Regions from separate parts of the Mus musculus genome. Here region 1 is linked to region 2. A link is a loop called in an ENCODE intact Hi-C map of the cell type or tissue named here. Cell type or tissue: gastrocnemius. All regions are shown on one strand. Each heading gives the region's core, and the rest is flanking DNA. Links, peaks and the distances in the headings are about the cores only.

The links. A loop is a pair of places that touch in the nucleus more often than their neighbours do. Peaks named below come from ENCODE experiments on the same cell type or tissue, not always from the same donor. Only the 100,000 strongest peaks of a DNase experiment are listed, where the experiment ranks them.
Region 1: a loop joins it to region 2, with 7 times the contacts of the local background. A loop is called at or near these places in 3 of 42 quality-filtered maps.

What each region holds. Positions count from the first base shown.
Region 1 is chr8:122,725,861-122,731,230 of GRCm38, reverse strand. C230057M02Rik (a long non-coding RNA gene) reads left to right here. Exons shown (of 4, transcript XR_001778694.1): 3 at 1,337-1,460; 4 at 4,677-5,370. Among named protein-coding and RNA genes, the nearest start is that of C230057M02Rik, 24 kb to the left of the region's middle. In gastrocnemius, for the core only: no CTCF peak of the experiment used is centred there; a DNase peak (open chromatin) is centred at 3,135; H3K4me3 peaks cover 176 bases; H3K27ac peaks cover 1,029 bases.
Region 2 is chr8:122,801,497-122,806,866 of GRCm38, reverse strand. It overlaps Acsf3 (acyl-CoA synthetase family member 3), which reads right to left. Exons shown (of 10, transcript NM_144932.4): 7 at 4,226-4,352. Among named protein-coding and RNA genes, the nearest start is that of Gm35466, 19 kb to the left of the region's middle. In gastrocnemius, for the core only: no CTCF peak of the experiment used is centred there; DNase peaks (open chromatin) are centred at 702, 1,333 and 2,434.

The sequences.
Region 1 (5,370 bases), core at 215-5,214, 76 kb after region 2:
GTCTGGAGAGCCTCAGGCTTACTGAGAGAGGAAGCCATGGGAAGTTGGAATGTGGTAACACAAAGCCCTCTTTCAGTTCCAACCTTCTTTAGATGCCAATGAGACAGACATAATAGTGTCCGGTGGGAAGTATGGCATCTGCAGAAGAGGCATGTGCGCTTTCAACAGGGGACAGGAGGGTAGAGGCACTACAATAGCATCTCCTTCTAGAGCATGAGGTCATATCTAGAGATGGGGTGTGAGTCCAGAATCAAGATATCATTATCCTTAGAGCAGCTGCCAAAAATAAAAGAAGCTAAGAGGAATAAACCAAATGTTAAAGAATAATCAAATCATTCAAGTAGGCAAGAAGGAAAATATGAAACAAAATTCAATTTTGTATATAAAACCAACAGCGTGATAGTTTAAGCTTATCCGTGTTAACAGTTAAATTAAATATAAATGGGTTAATATCTGAGCAGAAGTCGAAGGGCCAGCGTGTCTGGTTCAACCTTCCTACCATGTTAGAAGCCCCGGGTTGGTTGAATTCCCAGTACCACGAGAAAGGAAAAGAAACAAAAGGAAGGCCAGTCAGATGCCTCAGTGAGAAACGGTGCTTGCCGCCAAACCTGACAACCTAAGTGTGATTCCCCAAACTCACATGGTGGAAGGAGAGACGTGGCCCCTGAAAGCTGTCCTCTGACCTCCACACACATGCTATGAATTTGAGCATACATGCGTGTGAATACACACACACACACACACCACTTTTCAAAAATTGGGAGGAAATGAGGGACGGTTACACTAGGAGTAGACAGAGTAGCCTGCAGACGAGAAATCCTAATAGAGTTGGAGAGGAACACACCAGTTATGAACTCAGAAGAAGAGCCATGGGGCCTGCTCTTAAGAAGTTCAAAACACATGACACAAATCCAAAGGGAAACAGAGAAACTCATAGCCACCGTTGGGAGTCCCAACATCCCCGTCAAATATAGAACCAGAAAAACCAGGAGGTTGGGGAGAGTAGGGAGAAGACAGGAGCTTCAACCACCATGACCTCATTGATAGTGATAGGACCCTTCATCCAGCAGCGACAGGATACACAAGATTTCCCCCAAAGGCAAACAGAAGAAAGGTGCAGTGACATTTTGACTTTATCTCAATACATTTAGCGCTGAAGGAGGTTGGGTAATTTTGTCACCGTCAGAGATTGAGGTCGCTTTTGAGGTTTCCACGGCTAACAGAGCTCCATCCACCAAAGCTCCCCAGTCTCCTACCAAAACACAACATAAAACGAAACTGTGAAAATCTGAACGTACAGCTAATAAGTCCCTCCTCTTTCCCATGTTGCTTTAAGTTCCAGGAACCCGGAACAGGACCCTGGACTCGACAGAGTGCAGTAATCTATGGCGTAGACAATCTGCTGTTTCTACAACTGATATTTTGTCTTGTGACATTTCTCAAGCTTGCATTGGAAGCAGGTGTGTACACATTATAAATAAAGTTTCTAGAGGAACCAGTCTTTGTGTACAGGGGACCTTGACATCTGTTGGCCTGAGTTTGGCATTCTGAAGACTACTCACACTAACCTGGAACGCCCCTAGCCGTGGCTTCTTCTCTAGCCACCTCTTGAGTCTGTACCTGAGAAAACCCTACTCTTACTCAACCTGGCTCAGGTAACCCCATCCTTTATGGCTGCAGCTATAACTATGGCCAGCCTTCCTATGCCCCAGCCCTGTAGCATGGAGGCTCAGGACCTTGCTGGAGCCGCTACTGCCAAGCACAGACTTAAGAGTGATGGGATCCACTGGACACTGAGCATGCTCAGTTCTGTCCACTTGCTCAGGGGTCCTGAATCCAGCACCACCGTTGCTTTTAGCCCCTACAGGATGCTGGAACATAGATGGGGAGGGGTCTAGCATCAGCTTCTTCCAAGGCTAATCCATGGCTGTCCCCTGCGTGTGTGTGCGTGGTGGGGGGATCTTAGACTCTGCTCACATGTCATCTGCCTGGACCCTGCAGACCATAAACATGCCCACTAGCTGGGTGGTGACATGACCACACACAACACTCCTCAGCAGATGCATGTGGAAAGCTAAGTTGTGGCCGGAGTCTGCTCACCTTGGAGGGGTAAACTGGCTGCCTGCCCTGCAGAGAAATATACAGACACCAGCAGGCTAAGACCCACCATCCCTAGGTTGGCGATGCTTCTCCTGAACTCAGTGATGACAGTGTGCATCTCAGGGATGTCACAGAGGAAAAGGGGGAGACTAGGCTTGCAGCCCCATCCCCAGCTCTGGAAGAAGCAGGAGGCCTGACCACCCCTCCTCTGATGTTTGCTGTTTTGTTGTTGTTGTTAATCCTTCACCAGGTGGAACCAGCACTGTGGGGCTTAATTAGGCTCAGCCAGCTGTTGCTGAACACAGGAATGCAGGGCAGCAGCGGTAGAGTCAGCCTGGAGCTGTGCGGTGGGGAGGGCTGGGGCCACTGCATCCCTGGGCTGGAGCGAATGTGGTCTGAGAATGAGGGGCAGAAAGCTGGGGCTGCCAGGGGGACTCTGGGCAGGTCCAGGGATCTTTCCTCTCTCCTCCCCTCCCCTCCCCTCTCCTATGCATTGAAAGATCTCAGCTCCCCTAAGAACTGAGACCCACCCACCCTCATAAAGGACAAAGGGAAACTTCAGGGAGCCCAGGGGAGATCTTAAGGATGCCACTGCTCAACCTTGGGGCTGGAGTTCTGGAATGAGTATAGGAGACAGAGGTAGAGAGAGATGGAGGGGAGGGAGAGAGGGGAGGGAGAGAAAGAAAGGAGAAAGGGGTAATGGGTGTGGTAAAGAGAGGGGTATGTGGTTTGGGGGTGTGTGTAGGAGAGTGTATATACATGTGTGTTGGAGGGGAAGTATGTATGTGGAGGAGATGTGTGCATATGCACACATACAGTGATATAGAACATGGGAACATGTATACACAGGGCATTGTGTATGGGAACATAGACACACAGGTCTCAGGGTGGGGCGAACAGAGATTCTCTGTTCACACTTGTAGTGGTTAGAGGGGTTCTGTTTCCCCTCACATTTTCCACAAGGCATTAATAGAACAACAAGCTGCTTATTTGGGAGCACAAAGTGTGGGTGCCCAGTGAAGAGCTGGCGTGCTGCCACGGCTCCTCTCTGACCTTGCAGCCGCTCCTTGCAAGGGGTTGAACACGCATCAGCTAGCACATGTCTGTTTAGGGGAGTCAGGTGTGGAGAGTGAGGGATCTGGGAACTGGCATGCGTAAGTAAAGAAATGGGGCACACGCATACCTCAGACACTTACTCCCTCCAACTATCAGGACCCCAAAGACAGAAAGAACTTCTAGACCCAACCGAAGATATTCAAGTGTCCAGCAGAGGTGCCCAACCTTCGGAGGGACACTGCCACAGATCAACGATGACAACGTCAGAACCGTATAGCCAGGACCAGGGGGGCTAAGAGTGATGGGCACACGTGTTCGCAGGCCACAGGGGCTACACTGTGTCCCTCCATTCTAGAAAGCTGTTGGCTAGAGGAGAAACAGCCACACATGTCATTTGCGTTCTGCTTGTCTTCCCTGCCTATCCATGTCATCTGCATTCTGCTAGAATCCCCTGCCAACCATGACCTCTAGGGGTGAAGTGAGTTCACATCTGTGGCTGGGTAGGAAGTAGAGGGATAAACATATCCTTCTGGGGTTATCCTCCAGTTTCATCAGTCTTTAACAAAAGTGCACCCTATGGGGATAGTGACGGGCATTGCCCTGAGGAATGAAAGAACCAGCAGGCAGGTGAAGGTTTCAGATGTTGTGTGTTTGGTTGTATGGAACGTCATACAGTGTCTGGCTGGGGTCCAGGCATGTGCCTGGAGCATGGTTAGTTCGTAGTGTCTCAGCTGTGCACAGCAGTCACCTGGCTGCAAGGCTGCTCAATATGTGTTTCTGTCACTACCTGGAACCTAAGGACTTTGGGGCCAGACGAAGAGCAGGTATCTTCAGAGCCCGCACAGATGTCTTTGTTCTGGCTAAGAACAGAAGTCAGGCCTGGTCCCCAGCGCCCTCCCCCACCCTGAAAACCATGTGAACCCCACTGCTCCCCACCTGCCTATGGGAAGAGAATGAAAGGCAGGTGAGGAGCCAGCCCCACTGCCCTCCTGGCTCTCACAGCCTGGCTTCACCTGCTCTGAGCCTCACCTGAAACCACACCTGAAGAGCAGCTGGCTCAGGCCCTGCCCACAAATGTCCCGCCCCTATCCCACATTATTTGTTCCCTACCCCATTCCCAGGGATAAACAGGATCCTTAGATGATTGACACATACCTCACCCAATCAGCAGATTCATTTTGACTCCTGCCAAGGAAGTAAACTTGGGATTGAAATATTTTAGGAATATGCTTCATGAAGTTGGGGTCTTCAGCTCCCTGGAGTGATCTTCTAGTAGATTGTTCTGACCTGGGAACTTTATACTGATCACATGGGGAATAGGGTGGTTTCCAGACACCTTTCCATATTTGCTCTCTGTTGTATCTTGGGATTTTTTTTTAATGGGTCTGCATTGCTGGGCTTGAACCTAGGGTCTGGTGCATATAGACAAGCTATCCAGCACTGAGCTACGTATGGTCCAAATTTGCTCTGGGTGAGCTCATCTCCTTTAAAAAGATCACCCAATCATGGTATTTTTGCAGGATGGCCCTGCAAAGGATAATATCTTCGGTGAGGTCGGAGGAGAGACAGCAAGCACAGTCACTCGGAGTTTTGATGTGAAGTTGACACAGGCTGAGAAAGAAGAGCCAAGAAGCCACGTCGCCTGGAGTAAACCCAGCTCTTATCTGCCAGACCCAAGGGGGGAATCTCAGATTCCCCAGCTCCTGCCCAGCTCCTGCCCAGCTCCTGCCCAGCTCCTGCCCAGCTCCTGCCCAGCTCCTGCCCAGCTCCTGTGGGGCTAAAGTTCACTTAGAGCTGCAGGCCACAAGCCCAGGCCATCCCAAGCAGGCCTCATGACAATGTATATGTTTCTGAGAAATCCTCTTTTGGGGAGAGCAGGACTTAGCCTGCATAGACTAGGGATCCCCTGATAGGCAAGGAAACAGCAGCCAGTCACTTGTAGGTTAGGTCCCAGGAGCGTCCAGTCCCCATGCTGGCCCTGCTCAAGTTCCAGGAAGGGACTTTCACCCAGAAATAGCTAAGGACTATGACAACCTTCCCAACACACTTGTTTATGATTTGACTTAATTATTTTTCTATTTATCTCTATTTCTGAATCTCTCCCTTTGGGTTTCCTGAGCTGGATGCCCTCTCCTTTTTGGGCAGGATGCATGGCCACCATGGCTGCAGATGCATCGTAAGGAACCCTCAGAGGTGGTGGGATTCTGCAACTGG
Region 2 (5,370 bases), core at 93-5,092:
AGCAGAGGAAATTATATGTCAGAAGTTGAACACCAGAAAGCAGACAGGCAGGTGGTGAAGAACTGGAGAGCCTGGCGGGAGCTCCATGTGGCAAACAAAGAGTGCACGCGTGTGCATCACTACAGGGCCTGGGCTCTAGATGCTCTGGGAAGCAGTGCAGCTCCCCTGGAAGGACAACAGGTCCCGAAGCCCTGCAGAGCCTGGCCTCTCCAGCACCAGCAGGCAGCATCCACCAGCCCGAGCTTAGCAGAACAAATACTGCCCGTGACTGACCAGTGTGGGAACGGCCTGTGGGAGTGGGGTCCACCAAAGGATGGCAGGGTGTGAGTAAGCAGGCAGAGTGTGAGTCAGGTCATCCTCTGTGAAGGGGGTCAGCACCCCTGAAGCCACCAACAAGACTTGGGGGAGAGAGAGGGCGGGAGGGGGTCTTCTGGGCTAGGGTTGGGCTGGCTGGGTTGTGGAGGTCTAAGCCATGGATAGACACATAACTCAGATTTTTAAAAGTTTGCAAACTTCTGCCTGGATTTCCAGCTCATTGTGCAGGAACAAACCAGGGACACACACTGTCAGCCCTCACGCACACCAGGGGGATGAGGCCACTGTCATGTGGACCTGGCCTGTTTCGTCCACACATAGCACCTGAGCCCAGGGACTTGGCACTGGGAACAAAGCACAAAGGGTGCCAGGTGCCCCCGTTTCCTGTGCCTGCCAGTCAGGATGGTACCAGTGCCTTCCCAACCTCCCAGGTGACAGTCACAGCAAGGCAGGGGCAGGAAGCTCAGCCGTCAGGAATGAGGACCCATACACACCTCCACTGGCTGACAGCATGGAACAGCCTAGGAGTCTCTGGGAAGACTATTAATCAATCAACAATTGATTAAAAACGAATGATAACCTTTAGAGGTCGAACTGGAGAAGCCACCTGACAGAGCTAAGGAGCCTCCTAGCAGCACTGGGTCCTAACCCTAAGCAAGCATGCACAGAGCCTCATGGAGAACTTGGCACACATGGAGAGCAGAGGAGAAAGATTGCTCAAATAGCAGCTCAATTAGGGATATTCACTTCCCTGCCTGCCTACTCAGCACAGGTTATGTGGTGGGTGGTGGACAGCACCATTATCAGTGGGTGGCCTCTTCCAGGCTAAGCTTTGGCTTCTGCATGTCTCATGTCCCCATGGAAACCCAAGTGAGGGGCAGCACAGCTTGTCTGCATGATTCCAGCCCTCCAGAACACCCGGTGCCTTGGGGTCTTGTTAACTCCCGCCCTCCCTGCTGGTGCCCTGCTCTCTCCACGGCACAGAATAGCACAAACTGCCCACCATGTGTAATTACTGTGGCATGAAGGCAAGGCTGGCTCCCAGCCCAGATCTTGGCTGATTCTAGTCCTGCAGGCAGACAAGCAGCCTCTGCCCATTGCACAGGGTTCAGAGGTCCTAACTCATGCTACCATTCCTATGGAGGGTATGGGGAAAGGGCAACAGGTTTTTACATCTGAAAACCATTTACAGCCATGCATTTAAGAGACTTTGCAGCCTGGGTCCTCCAAAAGCCCATGGTGGCCTGGTGTAGAGCAACAGGGAAGGGCAAAGTCCCCAAAGCCAGCCACATACAACAGACCACAACAGAGCCCCAACAGACAGACACACATGAAGTAGGGTACAGATCTGAAGGAGGGATTTCGGGACATGGTAGGCTTGTTCTGGAAGAGTAAAGGTGTTTACCTCTCCTTCCTCCTTCTGTGCCTTACAAGTTGCTGGTGACTTTCCTCAGATCAGAATTCTGTTCCCTAAGGAACTCCACCAGCTGACGTGCCCCCAGGTGATGTGCCCCCAGCTGACGTGCCCCTTGCAGGTTTATTGGTAATGACACCTGGTTCCTGTGCACATTAATGGAATTAACTCTCAGCGCCTAGATTCCATCCTCTCTGCTGTAGGGACCTGGGTGACTGGCTCTTTAGCCTTGGTGGTCCTCAGGTGGCACAGGAGCATTCCTGGTCCCTCCCATCACCCACCGAGGACAGCCTAACTCCAGACTCTAGGCTTACCTATTACTTACAGCCTGCCTGGGCCCCGAACTCCAGGCAGGCCATGTGTTCTAAACAGTTTTGTTGGAAGTCACAGAGTTAGGAGGACTAATTTTGGCAGCAAGGGAGGTCTAGCTCCTTTCTGAGTCACCACCAACCTTGTGAGTTCCTCTGCATACTCCCTGGGGCATGAATAATCACAGAAAGGAAGGGGGAGATGGTGGAACAGTGGGCGCAGGGGGTAAGCAGGGAGCCACTGTCCTCTCATCCTGACCCAGAGGGTGGCCTGGGAGAGGCTGTGGAAGAGCTCTTCCCAAGAGCCCAGGGCAGCCTTTCTCCAGCTTGTGCCACAATCCAAGTGGCAGGAGGGACAGCTAGGGAAAGGGTTAAGTTTAATTTATCCTGATTTCTACTTAATATCATGCTCTCCCCGTAGGAGCGGCAGCTGCGAGCTGATTGCGCGCTCTCATTATGCAGCCTGTATCGCTAATGGCCTGTGACAAAGGCTTGCCAGCTCCCGGCCTTACCCCCGAGAGCCAATTAAACACACACACTCCCTTCCTGTTTGCAGCACGTTACAATGAAATTAAACTGAATTTCAAAATCGTTTTCTCCTGAAGACATCTCTTTACAATAATTAATGCATGCTATTCCTTTTCAGCAGAAAGGCCCACCCGGAGGGAGCGCTCACTGCCCACGTGGCTCCTGCTGCACCCCAGGGCTCCATGAGTCCCAACATCAGTAAAACCTATAGGGCTTGCTCCCTGTGTTTTTAAAGGGAAGAACACAGCCTTTTATCCAAACCTAAACATAAAAGAAGGTGACCACAAAGCAAGTTGGAATCCCTGCAGGGACTGTGCAGAAGGCTGCTGGAGGGGCCTGTAAACGCAGGACTCACTCAAAAGCAGGCTTTCCCAAATCCTGCACTGGAGGGACAATGGCAGGAGGGTTGTTTCCTCCAGATAGCTGGCATTAACCAGGACGCTCACAGAGGGAGCACTGAGGAGCTGTGGTTATCTGCTTACCACTGTCCATCCCTGATCTACTAATATAATCACATCAGGTTCTCCAACACCGAGCTGGTGACACCCTGCAACAGTGGTGCCTGCAGAGCCCACAGGGCATGCCCGTGAGTTTGTGGGTCTCAACTGTGGACCCTGGGCACTCCCTGGAGGAGTTGGATTGATGCCCCCACTGAGCTAGAATATACTGGCCCAAGGTAGCCAGGACAACACATGCTTCCAGGGCCACCACACTGAGGGTCACATTTGGCAAACTTATAGATTGTCTCCTCCTTCCCTACAGACTCTGCTTCTCTCAGCTGAGCCACAGTACCCAGCCAGGGCCCATGGCCCCCAAAGGCTTTGCCTCCCAAAAGAACATGGTCTAAACCGCCTCTGTTACGTGGGTCAGGATGTCACCTGAGAAGCAGGCCTTTCTTTTTGAAAAGTATTACCTAAGAACTAGATAAGAAAGCATATTCTCAGAGTGTCAGGAATACTGAGGGGCAAAAGGAAGAGTGACCAGAGCGTTACCTCCTGAGGTCAGTGCCTTGTGTGATGTCGATGGGCTTCAGCCAAAACCCACTGTCCTTAACATGAGGTTCCCGTAAGCTACGGAGGGCTCTCAGGAGGACTGGTGCTCAGGTGGAGAAGCTCCAGGCCATGCAGAGTGTCTCCCAACCTGCGTGAGCTACTGCCCTCACCCCACCATGAGCCCGCAGGCCACACAGAAGAGACCAACTGGAATATGCACATTAACGCCTAAACCAAACCAAATCACAGTAAATGAACCTGCTTCTGACCCCACGGTGGGAAGGGGGATTTACAGAGCAAGAAGATGGCTGTGTGGACAGGAGCAGTGGGGTGCCCAAGAGGAACAGGAGGCCTGACCACCGGGGCAGGAGGACCACAATCATCATGTATCAGCAAGGCTTTGGAAACGTGGCCAACAGGCAGAGGGACAGTGTAGACGCTACCTATGTCTTGAGGACAGGGCTCCAGGCTCCTTCTAGGGCAGTTGTCTCAGACCCTCTCCAGTAGTTGGCAGGAGGCTGAGGCACTCAACAGGGTGTCAGATAGCAGCCTCCAAATGGCCTCCGCCTTCAGTGGGAGGTTCTGGAATGCACAGGCCGAGAGACACCAACACAGACCAGACCCACCTCCACCGCAGTCCCCTCTGCCACTTCAGGCCTTTGTCCTACCTGTTCTGAACCAGCCATCGGAAGTGAAAGCACTTTTCGTTTCTTCTGGCTTATCCCAGTATTCTCGGAACACCGAGGGTCCCCTAACCAGCAGCTCCCCTTCCTTTTCCTCGAACCCTGGAGTCACCTGCAGAAGGGAGGAGACATGCAGGTCAGAGCAGGGCAGCACTTGCTCTCCACAGCTCCTCTACCCCACTGCTGACCCAGGCAGGTGGCTTTTTTGAAACCAGATAGTTGGAAATCTTTGAAAATCACAACCTTCAATAGGTAGACCTATTGAACAACAGCTTGGTTCAGAGTGGCCAACCAATGGACCAAGTTCCTGGATGTCAAGTAGAACGTGTGGCTCCTCTAGCATTGTCACGGACACTGTGTCTTGACCATGGGGCTGCTGTTTGTGGTTATGTTGTATACACTGGCTATGTAAGATCAGCACATACACTTGCACCTTGGCTGTAATGCTTGAGGCCAGTGGTGAACGATGGTGTTGCTGTTGAACATGTCCGCTAGTCTACACTTCTCCTTGCTATTAGAGTATGAGCCTTCCACTTTTTGTCTTGAGCCAGGGTCTTGTTCTGTAGGACAGGCTGGTCTAGAACTCATGATGTGCCCACATGACACACACACACATCTCTGAAGGAGATAACCACCCCTACAAGTTGTCTTCTGACCTCAACATGTATGTTGTGTCACACACACATGGGCACAGACATGAGTACACACACACACACATTCACACACACAAAGTATGCCCATTTTCCTGCCTCTATGAGACACAATGACGTAAAACCTAACTGGGGAAATAGTGTAAAAAAAAAAAAGAAATGAATGAAAATTTGAAAAGAAGAAATAAAAGGGCTATTTGCAAAAAACGTGAGGCATATGTGAAAATTCCTAATATATTACAGCCTGAAGTCAAACAATGTCCTTGAACTAGTGGGTGAACTTAGCCAAATTACTAGAGGATGCCAGTGCCCACCCAGAGCTAGCTGTGCTGCCACAGACTATCGATGAGCAACCAGCACTTACACCCACTGGGGTATCAGAAACAGAAGGTAAAGAAAAGGAAAGGCCAGGCAGTGGTGGTGCACGCCTTTAATCCCAGCACTTGGGAGGCAGAGGCAGGCAGATTTCTAAATTCAAGA